2 separate regions of the Mus musculus genome follow, and region 2 is linked to region 1. The links are chromatin loops, found by intact Hi-C in ENCODE. Cell type or tissue: heart. All regions are shown on one strand.

The links. A loop is a pair of places that touch in the nucleus more often than their neighbours do. Peaks named below come from ENCODE experiments on the same cell type or tissue, not always from the same donor. Only the 100,000 strongest peaks of a DNase experiment are listed, where the experiment ranks them.
Region 2: it touches region 1 in a loop (4-fold over the local background); 2 of 42 quality-filtered maps call a loop at or near these places.

Annotation. Positions count from the first base shown.
Region 1 is chr12:31,347,669-31,355,668 of GRCm38, reverse strand. It overlaps Dld (dihydrolipoamide dehydrogenase), which reads left to right and starts at 4,198. Exons shown (of 14, transcript NM_007861.5): 1 at 4,198-4,368; 2 at 5,994-6,072. The coding sequence starts at 4,330. In heart, a CTCF peak has its summit at 4,139; a DNase peak (open chromatin) is centred at 4,228; H3K4me3 peaks cover 1,837 bases; H3K27ac peaks cover 1,550 bases.
Region 2 is chr12:30,907,446-30,915,445 of GRCm38, reverse strand. It overlaps Acp1 (acid phosphatase 1, soluble), which reads left to right and starts at 3,834. Exons shown (of 6, transcript NM_021330.4): 1 at 3,834-3,956. The coding sequence starts at 3,914. It overlaps Sh3yl1 (Sh3 domain YSC-like 1), which reads right to left and starts at 3,777. Exons shown (of 10, transcript NM_013709.5): 1 at 3,219-3,777. The coding sequence starts at 3,219. In heart, no CTCF peak of the experiment used is centred here; a DNase peak (open chromatin) is centred at 3,775; H3K4me3 peaks cover 2,992 bases; H3K27ac peaks cover 2,808 bases.

The DNA.
Region 1 (8,000 bases):
GCTTGAGCTGCCCATTACCTTATGGGGTAGAGATTTGTTAAAAAATAGTGTCCTATTTAGGAGCAAGGTTCACTCCTACAGCCGTTTGGCCTCAAAAGATACAGTTGAGGGTTGATTTCTTGCATACTTTAAATGATTTTCAGAAATTGTTAGGCAATATCAATTGGATTCGGCCCTATTTGAAGATCCCAAATGTTAAATTAAAACCTCTGTTTCAAATTTTAGAAAGAGACTCAGAGTTAAGTTCCAAAAGGGAACTAACACCTGAGGCTAGAAAGGCCCTTACCCTAGTGGAAGAAGAATTGATTAAAGCCCAGCTTCAGCATTGTAGAGAAGGGTTACCCATCATTTTGATAATATTACCTACTGAGATGCAACCCACAGGATTATTGTGGCAAGAAGGCCCATTGTTATGGATCCATTCCAAAATATCCGCTGGGAGGACATTAGATCATTACAAAGCCTACAACAGTGGCTTTTTTAGCCTTGTTGGGAATTCAGCATTGTTTACAATTTTTTGGTATAAAAACCAGCTCTATTGTAATCCCTTATGATGGGTATCAGCAAAAGGTCCTAACAGCAAATATTGATGAGTGGGCTATTTTAGCCTGTATTAATGAGGGCCCATTTGATAATCATTATACCAAACATCCGTTAATGACCTTTTTTAAGGAACATCCAGTCATTTTCCCTCAAGTGGTGAGGAAAACACCCATTAAGGATGCAGTTAACGTGTTTACTGATGGATCAAAAACCGGATGTGGAGTATATATAGTAGAGAGGAAAGTTCCTGTGGTCAGGCAGTATTATCCCTGTACTCCACAGATGGTGGAATTACAAATAGTTATTGAAGTCATTAAGGATTGTGATTTTCCTTTTAATCTAATTTCAGATTCACAATATGTACTTAATTTAGTTTTATCCCTACAAGTGGCTGGCCAAATAAAAGCTCCTAGTACCATCCAAGCCTTGGCCTTACAATTACAGAAGTTGCTGTGGGAAAGACGCCAACCATTATATATTGGACATGTCCGTGCCCATAGTGGGCTTCCAGGACCCTTAAGTAGGAGAAATGATATTGTGGATAATTGTACTCGTATGGAGTTCATATTTTTAGCATCCCCTATGGAGTTAGCCTTACAATTTCATTCTAAAATTCATGTTAATGCTAAAACTCTGCAGAGAAAATTTGGAATCTCTAGAGCACAAGCTCGGGATGTAGTCACTACCTGTGTATGTTGCCTTGAGTTTCAACACCCACCTTCTTATGGAGTGCATCCTAGAGGATTGCTCCCTCTACAGGTGTGGCAGATAGATGTGACACATTTTTCAGAATTTGGCAAATACATTCATGTATCCATTGACACATGTTCAGGAATAGTTTATGCATCTCCCATGGCAGGGGAAAAGGCCTCCCATGTTATACAGCATTGTTTGGAGGCCTGGGCAGCTTGGGGTAAACCCCAACAACTTAAAACAGACAATGGCCCTGCATATACTGCCAAAACCCTGGTGTCTTTTTGTCAACAGATGGAAGTACAAGTTAAACACGGACTGCCATATAATCCTCAAGGCCAAGGAATCATTGAACGAGCACATAGAACCTTAAAAGAATTATTAATAAAACAAAGACAGGGAATAGGCTATGGCCATACCCCCAAAAATAAGACTCTCCTTAGCTCTTTTTACCTTAAAATGTTTACAATTGGATAAGGAAGGTCGCTCTGCTGCTGAACGACATGCTAATACCAGCCCCAGTAATCTGGGGTATGCTAAATGGAGGGATGTGCTTACAGGATCATGGAATGGTCCAGATCCTGTGTTGGGCTGGGCGAGAGGGTCTGTTTGCATGTTTCCACAGAATCACGCAGAGCCAGTGTGGGTTCCAGAGTGAATAGTGCGACAGTGTCAAAATGAAGAAGCTGATCCTGTTAAGAAATTCCTATTAAGAAATTGGACTGCAAATTTTGATGGCAAGATGAATGAGCTTCACTCGGCGATTGTCGCTGTGAATTCTACCCGAGTGGATCCTGGCTTGGCATCAGGAAAGAATGGGCTGAGATAGGTGCCCTTGCTGTGGCCCTTGTTTTGGCATGCATGTTGTGTGTATGGTGTATGTGTTGGTTGCAGAATGCCCAGGTCCACACTGCCGCCATGGTGGTGCAAGCTTTTGCCACAGTGGAAGCAGGGCAGTCACCTCAGATTTGGCTTGTTGCCATGAAGAATGAACAATGAAGCCATCGCTCTGCAGGGTTGTAAGGCTAAGCACTGCACAGAAGTTAGTCTGGACGCTGTTTGACAATCTCTGGGAGGTACGTCTGATTGCATGAGGGTTGAGTGTCCTAGTGTTCTTCCCCCATGAAAAACGGCATGGGAGCAGGTCAGGGTTGCTCTGGGTAAAACCCTGTGAGCCTAAGAGTCAATCCTGTACATGGCCCCTATTTCTGCACACTGGGGATCAGACCTCTATCTTCACCCACGGAGCTTGCTTCAAAAGAATATAAAAGGGGGAATTGTGGGAAGCCATTCCAGACTCCCTGGCCAGCCCAGACGGAAATCTGTGCCAGGCAGTAAACAAGCCCATATTTGGTGGATGGCTAGCCCTTAATCCCTGATTGGCTGAGCAAGCCTTCCTGGTGAGGTGATGTGACCTGTGGTGATTGGTTGAGGCGTGGTTATGGCTTGAGTGGATAAAAACACTTGTACCCCGAGAGGCGGGGGATTTGAAGAGAGAAGCTGCCTGAGTAAACTGCTTTAAGAAGAACCGGTGGTTGCGTTTTCCTTGCTGGTCGAGTTGGATGCAACAATAAATGGAGATCATTGACCAGTATTTGATCATACGTCTACCTTTAGCTGTATGGGACCCGGAAAAGACAATGCTATTCTGAATACCCATCTGTCCAGCTGAACAATCTCTTATCTTATGAAAGGGGAAAACAAGGGCTTAAGATGTAACTCAGGTGAAGAATGCTTGCCTGGTATACTAGAAGCTCTGGGTTCCGTTCCCAGCAATCAGCAACACATGGTGGTGGGCACCTGTAATCCCAGCACTCAGGAGATGAAGGCAAGAGGACTATAAATTCAAGGTCATTCTAAGCTCTATATTGAGTTTGAAGCCAGTCTGGGACACATGAGACACTCTCTCAAGAAACCAAAAAGGGGTTGTGGTGGTGATTAATATTTGGTAACAGCTAGCTTTCGTCATAACATTAAAAAATCATTTATTCATGTCTTTTTCCTTCTAAATGGGCATAGATAGGTAAGAAGTAATATTCATCTAATCCCTAACTCTATGGAGTTCAGTACAGTGCCTGGGCTGTAAACTTTTGAGAAGTATAGAGTTAAGGTTTAAACTAGAGACTGTTATTACAAAGTGGTATCAGACCTTAAATCTCTGTGCTCAATTTTTTTTTTTTTTTTGTTTTTGTTTTTGTTTTTCGAGATAGGGAGCTCTGGCTGTCCTGGAACTCACTCTGTAGACCAGGCTGGCCTGGCCTCGAACTGAGAAATCTGCCTGCCTCTGCCTCCCGAGTGCTGGGATTAAAGGCGTAGCCCACCACGCCAGGCTCTGTGCTCAATCTTATAGACAACAGTTAGCAATCTTTTAGGTGCACTCTCAATGAAAACCTAACACCTCACCCACCATCCCAACCCTTCTAGTTTCTTCTACAAGGGAGGCGTGCTTTCAAAATACAAAAATAGAAGGGAGCTTGTTTTCTATACTTTTTGTTAGCGCAGTTTTCAGAACAGGATGTTGGTGAAGAAAGGTTCAAGCCTATCCTTTCCATTGCCTTCGAGAACAGAGATTGTAAACCAGCCGTTAAAATCAAAGCCTTTGTTCGTAGAGCTGCAGTTACCTCTCCTTTGCTTTCTTTAACCTCTCAGGGCTCCATCCAGAAAATGCAAACAGTTCATACGGTTTTTGTAAAGCTAGATAAAGCCTACTGCCCACGAATATCTAGCACAACCATAAGCTTGTCAAGTTGTCAAACTTTTCTTCCTTTCCTATTTAAACTTTACTTTCTGTGGGCTTTACTGAAGAAACAACATTTTTATTTATCTAGTTCGTCTTTCAAGGATAATTTGCAACTCTACTCCAGTCATTTGAGCAACAGTTCTCCAATTCCCCAGCTGCCACAAAGCGCAGCGCCCTTCACGACAGCGCACGACGAAGCGACCGGAAAGCCTCTGCCTTTCGGGCCAATCGCGCTGCTCCTCGGCGATGACGTATATGTTGCGCAGGCGCAGGGTGGGGAGACCTTGGATAAGTCTTACCAGGCGTTCAGCGGAGGTGAAAACCCCTGGTTGGAGGGACGGGACCGAGGGACGATGCAGAGCTGGAGTCGTGTGTACCGCTCCTTGGCCAAGGTGAGGGCGGCCCGCGAGGGGATGATGCTGGACCACAGGCACTTAGACGCCCGCTGTGGGCCCGGACGCGGCCTGCCGCCGGGAACCGCCGCGGCCCCGCCTCTATGCCGGCTCGGTGCGGCCTCCCGAGGCAGCGGGGAGCGCGAGCCCGGGCTCGGGAGGGCCCTGCTGCGGAATGACTGCCCGCAGCCCCACACGACCCGGACGCTGGTCCAGGGGCCTGGGCCCTCCCCCAGTTTCGGGGAGGAGTAAATGACCCTTGCCACGCGCGGCCTGCCCCTTCCTACCTTTCGCCTCATCCTAATGACCCGGGGGGTGGCCTACTCTCCTACGGCGGGGAAGTAACCTTGAGGCCCGACTGGCCCAGACGTGGTCAGCTCCAACACACCGTCCCGCGAGTTCCTCCTCCAAGGATCTGTTTTCATTCACGTCTCTAAACTAGTGCACCCTGCCATCAGTCAGGCCCTGGGGCTTATAGTTTTAATTGCAGCGGTTTGTCGTCCAAACAACTTTCCCATTTCACCTGCCAATTGACAGCTGCCAAATTGAATGTATGAGGCCTAGTGGCAGGGTAGCAGGATAACTTTAGGGACAATACAGAAATGAGACTCTTCACGGCTGAGCCGTCTGTGTCTTTAAAAGTTAATGTAACACGCAAAATGTCACTGTTTTAGGGAGAAGGTGAGCCGCGTCTCTCAGTACAGACAGTTCTTTGTTCCTCTTTGGTTGGCATATCTTGATCTCAGGTGCAGAAGTTGTCTTCAAGTAAAAAACCTTGCTGCATCAGAGTATATTGTCGCTGCTGTCCATTGCTTACTCGCTGTGATAGGAGCTGGAAGTGTGCTTTCTTTATGTGGCCCTGGCCTTAGGAAATGGTAGTCACACTGCTTAGAGAGTGTGAGATTATGATGCAATTTGTGGGACTTCCAGAATGTGAGGCCACTCCGTTGTTGGTACATTTTCCTAGTCCAGTTGGTGGCTTAAGAACATCTTTATAGATCTTATAAGTGATTACAGACTGTTAAGTAGATTTGTTAGGAAGCAGAATGACAGATGAAATGAATATCATTGAAATACTTAAATACCTGAATTCAAAGTTTTGGGATTTTAATTAGAATACTAAACTGATCCTTGGCAATAAAATTAACAATGCTTTCTGAAGTTTTAATAAAACTGTAAGCCATTAAATATATTTTTATTAGATTTAATATGAAATGGTTCATTGAATGTTCATAATAATAAGGCAGACCTGGCAAGGTAAGATTGTGAAAGTTTAATATTATGGACAAAAAAGGGAAATTGGTAGGATACCTGTTTGCGGCAGAGAAAGTCCATTAGTATTATTGCTTGATACATTTGCCCCAGTTGTCATCGACCTTTTAAATTACATGTATTACTTGTGCACATGCCTGTGGGCATGAGCGTGCAACATAGGATGAAAGGATGCCAGAAGACAGCTTCTGGGAGTCAGGTCTCTGCCACCATATAGTTCCCACGGATTAAACTTGGGAAGTCACCCTTGGTGGCAGGAGCCTTTAGCCAGCGGGCTATTTTGCCAGCCTGTTTTAAAAATTATATTTTACTTAACAGGAAAATTTCTTTTGTCTTTTTTTTTTCTATTCTAGAAAGGCCATTTCAATCGGATATCTCATGGCCTACAAGGAGTTTCTTCAGTTCCTTTAAGAACTTATGCAGATCAACCAAGTAAGTACCTGATAACAGCAGTTTTCAATCCGAGTAGCTGAGGAAAGTGAATGTTAGAGTGACTTGTAGTGTTAATCTGTGTGCTTGTTTACTGTTGTCTGTACACCCTGTATGCTACGAGAGGTAAACATGGCCAAGCCCGTTCTTAAGGTGAACAGTACGTAAGTATTCTAAGTGTTTGGAGAAGAAACTGAAAATTAAAGCAGGTTACTAGGAGTCCGTGAGAGGATGTCAGGAAAGCCTTCCGAGGAGATGGAGGGAGTGAGGATATGAAAAGTTGTTTCAGTGAGAAAGGCCTCAGATGGATCTTAATTCGGGAACCTCCAGGAAAAGCACGAAGACTAGGTGGCTTGCAAAACCCAAGGAATAAGATCAGAGAGGTCGAGGGACCCCAGCACCGAAGTCTTTCTAGGCAGACAGCATGGATTTTACTCCACTGGTGAGGGAGAACTGCAGGTGGGTTTTGAGTTGAGCATTTTTATGTATTACAGCTTTTAAGAATTAATTTTGTCTATTGGGTCAGATTGTGTTGGTTGTTTCAGAGCTGTGATGATAATGATTTTTGAAATCTTGAATGAAATTCTTTAAGACTACTATTATATACAGAGAAGGGAGCTGTGGGGTGTATAATTTCCTTCTTAATGCTTTCTTGAAGTTTTGAATTTTCTATAAAAGATAGGTGTTTTGGTTTTTTTTTTTATAAGCACTTGGAATGGGATAAATGGGTTTTTGATAAGGTATTTAACTTACAAAAAGTACTGAAGTGATACATTTACTGAACCCATTAAAATTTGTATTTAAAAGTATTTTATTGCCGGGCAGTGGTGGTGCACGCCTTTAATCCCAGCACTTGGGAGACAGAGGCAGGTGGATTTCTGAGTTCGAGGCCAGCCTGGTCTACAAAGTGAGTTCTGGGACAGCCAGGGCTACACAGAGAAACCCTGTCTTGAAAAACCAAAACCAAAACCAAAAACAAAAAACAAAACAACAAAAAAAAAAGGTATTTTATTCTTTAATTTTGATCTGTGTTAGGATGTGTGTACATGTATGAGTCCCTGTGTGCATGCCACAGTGCAGGTGTGGAGATGAGAGGACAGCCTTGGATATCGTGTAACAGAATGTTATGGTGTAATCAGAGCCTCCTATTTTCAGTCTTTGCACAGGCACTTAGATTTTATGGAGTGAGTCCATGCTGGTTAGTTCTTGTCTACTTGACACAAACTAGAGTCTCCAGGGAAAAGGGACTTCGATTTGAGGAATTCTTCCCATCAGATTGGCCTGTGGGCATGTGTGTAGTGGAAGGGTGCAATCCACTGTAGCAGGTAGGCCTTGGCTATATAAGAAAGCAAGCTAAGCAATCCAGTAAGCAGCATTCTTCTAGGCCTTCTGCTTTAGTTCCTGCCTTTAGGTTCCTTCCTGTCTTGGCTTCCCTAAGTTGCTTTTAGTCATGATGTTGATCACAGCAACAAAAAAACAAACTAAGAGACAGTAACCTTTAATCAGGGGGTTCGGGGGGGGGTGTCTCTTGACATTGTCAAATTATAAGTATAAAATTAGTATATTTTAGGATAGATGAAATAGTAATTTTATACACTTACATGAAGCTGAATTGTTTACTTAATAACTTTTCCTCTCAAAAATAGAAGCTTTACTGGGGCAAAGACTGATTTTTCTTTAGTACCTAAGGTGGCACAGTTGGTCTTCACTGCCTGCTTACTGAATAAAAGAAAACTGCAGTCCTGTCTGTTTCAGTTGCTGTATCACAGAATGTTCAGCATGGTCACCATACAGAGTAGTACCAGCTAAAACGCCAGTACTCTTATCTGACACATGCAGGGCTTAGCTTTGTTTCAGACAGTCTTAAGTTCTAGTGCCTGTCCTGCTTTGGCCACACTTCTCTGTTAGCCTTCCTGTGTTATGAATAGAGA
Region 2 (8,000 bases), 440 kb after region 1:
TTAAAATACTTTGCCCACTTAAAATGTGCATTGTCTTGTTTTGTAAATCATCCTTACATATTATGGATATCTTTCAAGTATAAATATGTTTTTGCATATATGCACATGCATACATATTTTGAATATTTTTCAAAATGGTTCACCTAATCCTTTAATCAAATCAAGTGTTTTCTTAAATCAAGGGTTATCCCTTCTTATATTTTAAGGTTTTCTCCCCCATTTTGGCTTACAAATTCCAGATCTATTTGTTCATTTGATTTTTTTTTTTCCCCAAATGTGTCACTGAGGGTTTGGCCCTTGTCTCGCAGTCCATGCCATCCTTTGCTTCTTTCTGAAGTTTGGTTATTGTTTCTTCAAGTTCTCTTCCCTCAAAGTGTTATGCCTTCAGTGTCAACTAATCTGTTTTCTTCTCCCCTTTCCATTTCTGTCCTGGTGACATTCACACTATCTTTTAAGTCCTAGAACACTTTGGACATCCCCATCTGCAGCCAACTCCATCTACTTATAATCTGACTATTTGGTGACACACAAAAGGAAAGACAGGCAAAAAAAAAAAAATGCCCTAAGTGTCCCCAGGGTTCAGCTTAGCATATTCACTTATTTGGGAATTCCAATCAAGTTTTCTTGTTACCGGTTTCCCACTTGAAATGATTTTCTTCCAGAGATCCTGCACCTTGGAAATTTGCATTGGACTGACTTCTCCCTTGAACTTGCAACTCTTCAACTTTGGTTAATATGCTAATTAGTTTTAGCTTTCAACTTGACACAACCTAGAATCATTTGGGAAGACAGTTTTAAAGAGGAATTATCTAGATCAGCTAGTGATGTGGGCATGTCTGTAGAGAACTGTCTTAACTTAGTCATTATGGGTGGTGGTACCATTTCCTAGGCAGGGGCCCCTGAACATTAAGAGAGAAGAAAAACTAAAAAACAAAGAAGCAAGATTTCATGCATATGTGTCACCCTGCTCTCTTTTTGGTTTTTTTGTTGTTTTGTTTTTTTCAAGACAGGGTTTCTTTGTGTAGCCCTGGCTGTCCTGGAACTCACTCTGTAGACCAGGCTGGCCTCGAACTCAGAAATCCTACTTCCTCTGCTTCCCAAATACTGGGATTAAAGGCATGTGCCACCACTGCCTGGTGTCACCCTGCTCTTGCTATAGATAATTTATAGATCATAAATTAATGCCACCAACAATCAACTCTCAAAACCATTAAACATTTTAAACAAACAAAACCAAACATCAACAGAAATATAAAAAGGGCACATTTGGGAAAAGGGCATCTAGACATGGCTTTCTAAATTTTCATTCTGTGTTAAACCATGTCCTCAAATTTTAATTTACATGGGTTAATTTGCTAATTTGATAAAAATTCCATTAGAGATCAAAGAAATAAGAACACAACTAAGTTAATACTGTTTTTAGAATAGTTGATAAAACCTTACCATCCCTGCCTGCCTTGCCTCTGCCCAAAGGTTAAGTCTCTCAGGAGGCTCTGAGATGCTGTCTTTCTTGAGATGCTCACCGTTAAACACGCTGTTGACACCTCCTGCCTTTGTTTCTAGATCACTGTAGTCTTTCTGGGGCTTGAGCTTTGACTACTTACTTTGTTGTAGGGAGACCAAGTTTGTCATATCCATAAGTCGCAGTCCATGTTCCTAGCTAGACCATTAATCTCCTTAAGCAAAATTTACAACCAAATTATCCATGTGAACCCCACTGTCCCCCCCATCTCCCCAAGGCTTTGGATGGGGACAAAGAACTGGAAGCAAAGGGCAGAAAAAAATCTTTGCTTTGTATCTGCTTCCCAGAGAAATTGAGGGAAATGTTGGGATAGGAAAAGATCACAGATGCATGCTTTGTGCATGTCAGTTAAAAAAAAAGGGGGGGGGATAAGTGAATGTTATGGTAGAGTCCTGCACTTCACAATACCACCTGCAAATGAGTGAATGGACAAGGACTCTTAGTCACAATGTATCAATTAAAAAAAACCAGAGTAAATGTAACCAGAGTTTTAAAGCTAATTTTCTTTGAAAGGTAAAAAAGAGAAAAAACAAAAACCAAGGTAATATTGACTTATTTCACAGACATTGAACACAGTGAGCCAATAACCAATTCTCCTTAGTTAAGATGCAACAAACAGGATGAATGTTATCACTTAGTCTATTTTAACCTCCAACATAGCAATTTACAAACAACCAGATGCTACTATGGTATTTCAATAACAGGCCACAGAGCAGAATAAAACAGCACCTTCAACCCAGCCGTGTTATTCTCTAAACTTTGTGTACAAGTGAACTAACTCATTAGTAATCGAAACATTTCCTCATATCTCAAGGAAAATACCTGGGCCAGCAGGAATACAGAACCTGTTCACTTGGTAAACACAGAACAGGGCAAGGCTTCTGCCCCAGGCCAGGGCATTCCTCCATGGAGGTGGTTACTTCAAGTCTTTCTTCCCTGGTCTGCCTTGGCAGGGCAGTAGTAACATCTGTTGAAAAGAAGCCGGCACATTTTGCCAGGGGAGAAACCTGCTTCCTATTGTTACCTATTCCTATTGTTCAGAGCACTAAAAGAAAACAAAACAAACAAAACAAAACAATAACCAAACCAAACAAAAAAAACCATACAGGCACTATATACTAGAGATGCAGCAATCAAATTACCCTCCACACCACCCCTTTGTAAAGTATCGCAGAACCAAAGACACTGTGTCAAAGTCCTGACACCTCTACCTCTGGAAGTCCCAAACGCATGTGAGCCCCTCCCCTAGGGACTATCCTTTCCCAGAGATCACATTCCCACAAAGGCCCTACACAACCCCCAATCTGCACCTCCTTCATCTGTGTCAAGTACACAGGATGCCAATTCTCAAAACAATTTGAAACCAGAAGATGGTAAAACATCAGATATTAGGGGAAAAATAACAAAATGAAAGTCTGTCTTCAAAACTGGAAATGCTGGAGGAAAAAAAATTTTTTTTCTGCAATGAAGCGGAACGACTGTGGTTAACAATCAACCAAAACCTTTAGCCAGGAGTGTAGAAAACTAATCTTGAGTTCTGAGGATTTACAAAAGGATCCGTGCAGTATGATCTTGGTGGATGCGCCCAGACAAACCCAGGGACTTGACTGTTTTCTCTCCTCTTTCACAACGCCCATCGCAAGAGGAAGAGTTGCCGCGGTGCCGACACGCCCCAGCCGCTCAGACCCTTACTCACTGGTGCCTGCCGCTCCTCTCGGTACCCGAGCTCCTCACTCCAGTCCAGGAAGAGGAAAGCGTTCTCCTTGGTCCGCCTCCCTGACGGGACCCGCCCAGCGGGCGCACACCTGACCCAGGTAAGGGAATAGGTGTATGCCCTGTTTTTGCCAAAGCGATCACTGGTCCTATACCCTTGCTCAGAACGTAGCTCATCTGCGTCCACCCGCCTCATTCCTTTGAAGCCTTGTAAATCACCCCCTCTTCTTAATCGGGGAAACCCACTGCTAAGTACCGTGGCCCGGCCTGGGGTCGGTGGTCCAAAGGGGTAACTTAGCTTGGAAGGGCGGGTAGCTCCGATCGGAGGAGCCACCCTAGGAGGCTCTGCAAGCCGCTATCCTTGAGTTCATTGGCTGCCCTGGCACATCCTAATCCTCCCTGCTCAACACCGTGCCACCCAAGCTGCTCTGGGGGTCGCCCCGCGTTCACCCCGCCCTCACTCCTTAGACGTGCGACCTGGGCAGAGCTCAGAGTGAACGCTAGCCCGGGCTGCCAACCCGAACGCCTAAGCCCCGCCCTCTAGGCGACTTCTGGCCCCGCCTCTGGCCGCGTACGAACGTGGGGCGGCGGACTGCGCATGTCCACGGTCAGAACCCTGGCAGTGCGCATGCGCCTCGTCCCGACGCGGTTTCTGGGCGCCAGGGTCTGCACCGAAACATGGCAGAGGTTGGGTCCAAGTCAGTGCTGTTCGTGTGTCTCGGTAAGGACTCGCCGACTTAAGGGTCTTTTTCTTTGGGACCCTGAAGTGCTCTCCCTGTTAGGCTTCCGAACAAGAGCGCTGGGCGGAGGAAGCAGATCAGAAGGCCTTGGCTGGGCCCGCGTCTGAGCACATACTCGTTTGTCTGCCTTTTTCATATGCATCCCCCATCATCTGGTACTCCTCTGAGCCCGAGATCTGTGTAATTTTTGTCCCAGATTATGCCCTTCCAAAGCCCATGTCACCCTTCCGAGTGCCCTTCAACCACAAATCTTTGTGCGAGTTCTCTCTCTCAAGCCCGTAGACCCCTCTCACTTGCTCCTCCTCTTTTAAGTCTGAGAGTCGCCCATCATCTGCTTTGGCAGTTACTTCCAAATCTCTGTGCTGAAAAATATCCAACCAAAACAACTTTAGGGAGAACAGATTTGTTTTGACTCAGTTTCAGAGGTTCAGGCCCCTTTTGAATGGTTGTAGATTCTGGGCTTGTGGTGAGGCAAGGCATCATGGTCCTTCAAGGTGGCCAGAGCATGAGTCAGGGACTATTTGCTCCTGTGGACGGGAATCACAGAAGGGGAGAGTAGAGAGCAAGACAAGCGTTAGCCCCAAGAGCACGCATCGGGATGTATTTTCTTCTGCTCAGCCACACTTGTATCTTTCATTACCTCCAGTCATTTCCTCATATTTTGAATCTACTGGGTTAAACCATTGACTAGGTCAGTGCCCTTATGATCACATCCTCGGGGGATAAGCCATCACCGACGTCCTGAGAGTTGTCTTTTTCTAATCAGTTAAGGTCTCGATGACGATTAATCATCATCCCTGTTATTCCCTCATGCTCTTGTCCGTCACCTAACTTGCTTTTCTTCCTTTGAACCCTCTCACCTGCTAACTGGCCCAGGTGGCTTCATATCTGTAGTGTGACTCTCTAAGCTGGCCCCTTCTATTAGAACAGCTGGAGTTCTTGCCGGAAACCCCCACCCCCACCCCTGTTCCCCATTGTGCCAACGTGAGCCTAGGTTACAGGAAGACCATTCTGTGACAGGTTTGTTTGATGTCATCCTTGGGTCACAGTTGCTATGGTTCTCAGCCAGTCTCTTTTCTTTAGGTCTCTCTGAAACCTTGGTTTTCAGTCCCTAGGACAATTACTCATGCCATGTGAAAAACAGTTTGTTTTTAAATGAATAATCTTTTAAGTACCTTCTAACACAGAATTTCAACCTTGATTCTCCTTTACATAATATGCAATTCTTTCTTTTTTCAGAGTTCTTGCCTCCTTGACTCCACCCTGAGGGGCAAGGGTTAAATTGTCAACAGTCCAGCTATTTGTCTTTTGTCCTCTGCTTTTCCTACAGAGTGACACTCCTCTTTAGGCTAGAAGTCTGCCAAGACTTTCTGTCTACCTCGCTTTATCTTTCCCACCCACCTGTGGGGACTGCCCTTAAGAAACTGTTGCTGTCCTATGCCTTGATGGTATGGTTAACTTTACTGGGAACCTTAATGCTGGGTTTTGCTTGAAAAGCCATCTGTTTTATAAAGTCAAAATGATGAAAAAAAAGTCAAGGATTTTTTATACCCAGACCATTGGTACCCCCCCCCCGAGATATTTTATTCCATAAGTTGCATTTTTATTTGACAGCCTGTGGAGCTCTTAGGAAGAGTTATCTGTCTTGTGGGCAATAGCTTTTTTCCCTTTATTATTCCACTTTTCAGTACAAGGTACTGTGTGTGATAGTTGCAAGATATCTGTACTAGGTAATTTCTATGAAGAACAAAGTAAAACTCTGGCCTTAATTCACATTGCTTATTATAGTTATCTGTGCTGGCATATTGTACCAATATGACTTTTAAAGGAAGTACATGCTTGCATATGTTTGACGTCAATATAATTCAGTATTTTGTTTTTGCCACTGGAGGTGCATATAGTGGTGAACACCACAGATGAAGTCCAGCTGTTCTGAAGCCGGTACTTTGCAGTCACCATCAGTCAAGGAATGCCAGTGGCTTCATACAGTTGGTGAGGTGTTCACTATGAGCCAAAGCAGAGTGGGAGCAGGGTGTAGGCTGTAGTCAGGACTCATCTGAAGGTGAGCAGAGACATGAAGGTGGCAAGGGGCCTGTCTCTACTCCAAAGACAGAGCATGAGGTTTTCAGGTAAAAGTTGTAACCAGAGAAGTCATGGTTTTGGAGACCAGGCAGCCTTTCTCAGCCACGATTTCTTTGCCTGTGGGTACCAAACTTGGATCATTCTAAATACGAGAAATGAGATCCTTATGTACAGCAGATACTTTAGGGCAGGGATCTACATCCTCTGTAAAGAGCTGGAGTGAATCCTTAAACTTCATGTGCCGAAAACTTAGTGTAGCCATAGCTTGGTTCTGTTCAGTAGAGCTCGTTCCTGGATACCAGCCTTGGGACTTGATAGAGTTTTCACGTATTACAAGATTTTCTGCATTTGCATTATTTTTTAATGACCTAAAACTAAAAATTTGGTTAACCCTTTGGGCTGTATAGAAATGTGGTAGGCCAAGAATGGTTATTTCTGGGCCCCTGTTTGGAGTCTAGATACCATAGGAAGCTGTATGAAGACTTGGGTTTGCTCTGAGTGAGATAAGCCATGGGAGGTCTGGAGCAGAAATGGGGAGGGATATAATTTGTTCCACCTGCATTGTGGAGATTAGGCTACAGGAGGCCCTGGAAGAAGCAGGGATAGCTTCAGAAGTTAGATGTGTTGTAGTCAGTTGCTAGCCTCGGAAAATTTGAGGATGGTACAGATGAATTCTCCCAAGAGCCCCTTTGGAGCACAGTGAAAGCTCTTGTGTTTGAAATGCAAAAGTTTTGTTCCTTCAGAACCTTTCTTCAAACTTTTTAAGATTGAAGTTGTTTTAGAAAGATGAGGAGAGGAGCGTTTTGCTCTGTGAAGCTGGATGGGACCCAGCAAAGGCAGGTGTGATCTCAGCCCTAGTCACAGTGGTCATAAGAGAAATAAGGCCATGTTTACATTTCCAGGACTTGTGGAAGTCAAACCATAAAGTGTTTTTCTTATGGCCAGTGAACTCACTCTTAATGTATATATGTATGTTTTTATTTATTCATTTTTGATGGGGTCAGAGGTCTAACCTAGCCCTGTGTTTTTTCTAATAACATTAATAACATAAATTGGCAAGCTAGAGGCAAGTTATTAGTATTGAGAGTTCCCTTCTATTAATCTTGTAGGTTGTATGATTTGTAGTCTCTGTAGAGATAGGGTACTTTTAATCTATACCTACATACCTTTAAATACAGCTATCTGGGGGCAGGGTAGGAGTGAATATGCTCAAATGATGAAATGGCCCACAGTTTTACAAAGAAACAAGACTGTTTCTTCGTATTTAATGATAATTTTTCTTATATAGATGTCTTGCCTTTTATTTTTACATGCTAAAATATTACACTTTGGTAACTTCTAAACTTCCAGAATAATAATGTTTTTCCTAACCTGCTCACCACTATTGGCTGTTTTGCCTGGATATGTGGTGATGTGCCAGAAGCCTTTTGGTTAGTGAAACAGTGCTGATGGTGGTCTTTACAAAAACAAAACAAAACAAAACAGGGCTAGGAAGATCTTAATCAGTGAAGTTCTTACCTTGTAAACATGAGGGACCTGGGTTTTATTCCAAGAACCTATGCTTAAATAAAAGAAAAAAAACAATAACAACAACAAACAAAAATTGTACATGGTAACATACTTTTATCATCCCCACACTAGGTAGATAGAAGTTGTTGGTTTCCTGAGCCTCCTGGCCAGCCAGCCTATCCTGCCTACTAAGGTTACTCTTAAACTCGTAAGAAACCCTCTCTCAAAAAACAAAGTGGACAACTTCTGAGGAATATCACCTTTCTTCTCTGTATACATCTGCACGCTTACACCCACACAAAGACATAGAAAAACCAGACAGAAATTAGAATGTGGAAAGGAAACTTTCACAACCGGGACTATCATATGGAGGACATTTAAAATGAGTTCCTGTCTTAGCTTTAATGGTTAATTGATGAAACTGTTATTGCTAT